2 separate regions of the Homo sapiens genome follow, and region 1 is linked to region 2. Evidence: chromatin loops called from intact Hi-C (ENCODE). Cell type or tissue: HepG2. All regions are shown on one strand. Links, peaks and the distances in the headings refer to the core of each region. The heading gives the core; the rest is flanking DNA. Region 1 has its middle 5.6 kb from the start of DBR1. Region 2 has its middle 8.3 kb from the start of ESYT3.

Region 1 (2,922 bases), core at 290-2,789, 250 kb before region 2:
GAGCAATTTATTTCAAATTTACAAGGAAGATATGATTTTCATGATATTTAAATTGATCAGGAAGGTAGAAAAATATGGAAATCTAATATTTCTGATTAGTTTTAAATATTTTATTTTCCTTCTGTATAGATTTTGTTGAAATATAATAGAACAATGGATGCTTTTTACATTGTTAAATTTAACTTTTGCATTTTATTTTTAATCTATGGGAATTGTTTTCCTCTAGATCTTTTTTCTCCATGTAAAAAATTTTAATTAAGGTATAGCTTACTTAAAGTAACATAAATAACATTTTAAGTGCACAGTGTGATGATGCACATATGACAACCACCCATATCAAGATATAAAATATTTCCAGGCCAGCCATGGTGGCTCATGCCTATAAACTCAGCATTTTAGGAGGTCAAGGCAGGAGAATTGCTTGAGGCCAGGAGTTTGAGAACACCCTGGCAACATAATGAGAACCCTTTACAAAAAAATTAGAAAGAAAACATTAGCTAGGTGTGATGGTGGGTGCCTGTGTCCCTAGCTATTCAGGAGGCTGAGGTAGGAGAATCACTTGAGCCGGGGAGGTCAAGACTGTAGTGAGCCATGATCATGCCACTGCACTCCAACCTGGGTGACAGAACGAGACCCTGTCTTAAAAAAAAAAAAAGAGAGATTTACCAGAAAAAAAAAAAAACATTATTAGGGCAATTGACAAAATCTGAATAAGATCTGCAAATTAGATAGAAGGATATTAGCATTAATTTCCCAATTTTGATCATTTCACTGGTGTTATATAAAGGAATTCCTTGTTTTCAGGAAACACACACTGAAATATTTAGGTGTAAATGGACATCATTTCTGAAACTTATTCTCAAATTACATATATATATATAAGTAAAGATATATATATATCTTTACTTCTCTGCTCATACCTGTATTGCAGGGGCTAGAAGCTAAGGAACCACATTTTTTGGATTCCCTTGCCACCTTAGTTCTGGATTAGGTTTTACAAGTGGGAGGCACTTGTGTGAGATTAGGAGGTAGAGGAAAGGTAAAAGCTGTTTCTTTTCTGTCTCTGGCAACTGTGGTAGCAGCAGACAAGCCTGACCTTCTCAGTGGCAGCCAGCACCCTAAGCTCCTTCAGTGGTGATGAACGTTCTGCAGCTCCTGATCTCAAGTAAAATAAACCCTGCCTGTTTGCAACTTTAGGTCTTCCAATAACTTGTCATCTTTTTGTTTAAAAAACTTAGAAGGGATTCTGTTTTCCTGTATGATATGCCAGTCAAGATGTTATTCATGTAAAAGGCAGCAAGCAGATGTTTTTGACCACTGAAAAGAACTCCAGGGAGACAACACTCATGGACCCTTCCTAAAAAAAAAGACTATAATGAAATCCAGCCAAATAAGAGGTGAATAAAAATAAGAATTCAGGAAGGAAGAATTGTGTTTAAAAGATGGATGATTAAAAATGGAGCAGTGTAAAGGGACAGGAAATGTTGCAGAGTAGTTAATACAAGGTAGTTCAGGAAGGCCTTGCTGTTAGGGTGACATATTGAGCAGAAACCTGCATGAAATAAGGGAGTGCACTATGGTGTATTTGGGCAATGGGTTTTCAAATTCGCTTATAAGTAAAGTGTTAACAAACATCAGGAAAAACATTCATCATTGCTATCCATATCTTATAATTGAACTAAGTGATTATGGCACCTATTACCACCTGATGGCAGCACGCTACAAGAAAGCTGAGAGACAGAGACCTATGCCTGATGCAGTAAAACTGTAGTCAGTAATTGTACAGAAAAGCAAACATCACAGACAGATAAAAGAGTCCTGTGGTGTCTCTAATCTCTGAACTTATCAGAAATTTGGTAGACTTTCTGATTTTAGCAGGAAAAAAACAAGGAATATCTCCTGTGTATAGGTTTTATGGCTTCCAAATTATGTTCCTGTATTGTTAAGTGGTAAAAAGATCAGATCTGTTTTGTGTAATTTGTTATTATTGCTTCCCCATTTGAAATGCATCTGCCTAATGTGGTCACCCTTGCTTGAGGGAAGTAGGGGAGCCTTTCTATTACCTGGGCAATCCAGAAGGTCATATAACCATCAAAGATGGGCTGATAGTATATAGAGTGTTTCTTCTTCACCTATAAATAATTGGGGCTCTTGTCCTAATATGATTTTGGACAATCTGCCAGTGTTTCCACATCTATATCCAGGGAAGTAGTATCTTAATTGTTCGATTAGACAAATGTTCACGGATGAGCCATGATCTGTGTGGAATAGCATGCAGGGCTTTGCCTGCTTCATTCCTATTTACACTTCAGGTCAGAGCTTGGGTGCCAGCTCTACCATAAGGCCCTCCTATGATCTCAGTTCTGGTGAGGTTTCTCTCCTATGTACTCCCTTGGCCCCACACCCTCTCACTTACCACCCTACAGTGTAGTGACTTGTTAGCTTGACTCTCTACTTCTTGCCTGAAAGCTCTGTGAAAACAGGGAATATATCCATCTTGTTCATAATTGTATTCCACTCCTGGGCATTGTGCCTGGCACATAGTAGGTACCTAGTATATCTCTATCTATCTATCTATCTATCTATCATCTATCTATCTATGTTTTGTCAAATGAATAAATTTCCAGGATCCTTAGCTAGGTTCTCTTTTGTGAAATTCTTTTCATTATTAAAATAAATTAAAAGAGTTTCTTTTTCATTATTAAAGAAAAACAGTTGCTCAATCCACAGTGACTCAATTTTTTACACTTACATTTTTCATTGTGTATTTCCTAAAAACAAGGGCATTCTTTCCATGACAGCAGTACAATTATCAAAATCAATACATTAGCAATGATACCTTATCTACAGACTTTATTCAAATTTTTCCAATTTTCCCATTGATGTCCTTTATAGCAAAAGAAAAAAAAGTTTTCCCTTTTC
Region 2 (2,922 bases), core at 247-2,746:
TTGTTGCACTTTTTTTTTAGTGTATCTATGAGGGGGTTTCAGGAAGAGATTAGCATTTGCATTGGTAGACTGAGTAAAGCAAATGACCCTCCCCACTGTAGTGGTGCATCATCCAATCTATTCAGGTCTGAATAGGACAAAGACCAGAGGAAGGGAGAATTCACTCTCTCTGCCTGACTGCTGAGCTGGGACATCAGTTTCCTGACTTGGGCCTGGGATTTACACCATTGGCTCCCCTGGTTCTTGGGCTTTCAAACTCAGACTGAACTACACCACCAGCTCTCTCGGGTCTCTAGATTGCAGATGGCACACCGTGGGACTTCTCAGCCTCCATAATTGTTACAGGAAAGAAGTCCTGATCCAGACCCCAAGAGAGGGTTCTTGGATCTTGCGTAAGAGAGAATTCAGGGTGAGTCCATAGGGTAAAGTGAAAGTAAGTTTATTTAAAAAGTAGAGGTATAAAAGAATGGCTACTCCATAGAGCAGCCTGATGGCTGCTAGATGCCCATTTTTGTGGTTATTTATTTATTATCTGCTAAACAAGGGGTGAATTATTCATGCCTCCCCTTTTAGACCATATAGGGTAACCTCCTGATGTTGCCATGGCATTTGTAAACTGTCATGGCACTGGTGGGAGTGTGGCAGTGACGACAACCAAAGGTCACTCTCATGGCCATCTTGGTTTGGGTAGGATTTGGCTGGCTTCTTTACTGCAAGCTGTTTTCTCAGCAAGGTCTTTATGACCTGTATCTTGTGCTGACCTCCTGTCTCATCCTGTGACTTAGAATGCCTTAACCATCTGGGAATGCAGCCCAGTAGGTCTCAGCCTCACTTTACCCAACCCCTATTCAAGATGGAGTTGCGGTGGTTCAAACACCTCTGATATAATCACATGAGCCAATTCCTTATTAAAATTTCTGTCTCTGTCTCTCTGTGCATTCAATGATTCTGTTTTTCTGGAGAGCCCTGACTAATCCAGCCCCCAAAATAGCACTTAGGAAAGAGGTGTGGCCAGGCGTGGTGGATTGTACCTGTAATCCCAGCACTTTGGGAGGCTGAGGTAGGCGGATGACTTGAGGTCAGGAGTTCGAGACCAGCCTGGTCAACATGGTGAAACCCTGTTTCTGCTAAAAATACACACACAAAAAAAATTAGACGGGCATGGTGGCCGTGCACCTGTAATCCCAGCTACTTGGGAGGCTGAGGTGGGAGAATCCCTTGAACCCGGGAGGCGGAGGTTGCAGTGAGCTGAGATTGTGCCACTGCACTACTGCACCCCAGGCTGGGTGACAGAGTGAGACTCCATCTCAAAAAAAGAAAGAGGTGAAGCTGCTGTCCCCATCACAGATTTCCCAGCTGAAGGCAGCACGAAGGGAGAGGAGAAATTTAAGTTAGCTAAAAGACTGGAGTTTTAATATTGTTTAATATTGTATTGAACAGGGCTTTTTATTACTAAAATGAAACTGTTCTTAGACAACAAATGATTGGAAAAACTCTGAAAGTGGCCCATGTTTTCATCCCGTGGAGGAAGAGCACACCCCGGTGGGCTTGGAAAGCAATGGGAAAAGTTCACTTTCTCCTTGCACCTTACTGAGTAGACATTTGTGCAACAAACTGGTTCCACCAGGAATGCAAGTGTGGTTCAGTATTAGGATAATTTTTAAACCATGTGATCATACCTGTAGATGTTGGGAAGACATTTGATAAAATTCAGTATACATTCCTAATAGAAAACACTGTATAAAATAGGAATCAGGCCGGGCAGAATGGCTCATGCCTGTAATCCTAGCACTTTGGCAGGCCAAGGCAGGTGGATTGCTGGAGCTCAGGAGTTCGAGACCAGCCTGGGCAATGTGGCAAAACCCTGTCTCTGCAAAAAAATACAAAAATTAGCCAGGGTGGTGGGGCACACCTGTAGTCCCAGCTACTCAGGAGGCTGAGGTGCAAGGATCGCTTGAACCTGGGAGGTTGAGGCTGTGGTGAGAGATCGCGCCACTGCACTCAAGCCTGGGGTCAGAGTGAGACCCTATCTCAAAAATAAATATAAAATAAAATAAATAAAATAAAATAAAATAAAATAAAATAAAATAAAATAAAATAAAATAAAATAAAAATCAAAAGAAACAACCTAACATTTTAAAGACTGTGTACCTGAAACCAGTAACTCATGTCTTTTTTTAAAATTTTTAATTCTTATTTATTTTTATTTTATTTATTTATTTATTTTTGAGACAGAGTTTTGCTCTTGTTGCCCAGGCTGGAGTGCAGTGGCACGATCTAGGCTCACTGCAACCTCCGCCTTCCGGTTTCAAGCGATTCTCCTGCCTCAGCCTCCCGAGTAGCTGGGACCACAGGCATGCACCACCACGCCCAGCTAATTTTTTGTCTTTTTAGTAGAGACGAGGTTTCACCATGTTGGCCAGGATGGTCTTGATCTCTTGACCTCGTGATCCGCCCACCTTGGCCTCCCAAAGTGCTGGGATTATAGGCATGAGCTACGGCGTCTGGCCATGCCTATTTTTTTTAATGCAGAAAAGTACAAAGAAAAACAAAAATCACTCATATTTTCATCACCTAGAACTAATAATTTGGCTATTTGCTTATGGCTTTTTAAATAAAAATTATTATACTGCATAATACACGTTTATTAAAAATAATTAAACTATAAAAAAGTACAATAAAGTTAAAAAAAAAATCACCAACCAGAAACAGTCATAATTGGCCAGGCACCATGGCTCACATTTGTAATCCCAGCAATTTGGGAGGCCGAGGCGGGCAGATCACTTGAGGTCAGGAGTTCGAGACCAGCCTGGCCAACATGGTGAAACCCAGTCTTCTACTAAAATTATAAAAACTAGCTGGGCATTGTGGTGGGCGCCTGTAATCCCAGCTACTCAGGAGGCTGAGGCAGGAGAATCGCTT

What was found. Hi-C counts contacts between places; a loop is a spot of excess contacts. Peaks named below come from ENCODE experiments on the same cell type or tissue, not always from the same donor. Only the 100,000 strongest peaks of a DNase experiment are listed, where the experiment ranks them.
Region 1: it touches region 2 in a loop (4-fold over the local background); 20 of 110 quality-filtered maps call a loop at or near these places.

Annotation. Positions count from the first base shown.
Region 1 is chr3:138,179,090-138,182,011 of GRCh38, forward strand. No RefSeq gene overlaps it. Among named protein-coding and RNA genes, the nearest start is that of DBR1, 5.6 kb to the left of the region's middle. In HepG2, for the core only: a CTCF peak has its summit at 1,719 (motif pointing right); a DNase peak (open chromatin) is centred at 1,732.
Region 2 is chr3:138,424,869-138,427,790 of GRCh38, forward strand. No RefSeq gene overlaps it. Among named protein-coding and RNA genes, the nearest start is that of ESYT3, 8.3 kb to the right of the region's middle. In HepG2, for the core only: a CTCF peak has its summit at 1,537; no DNase peak of the experiment used is centred there.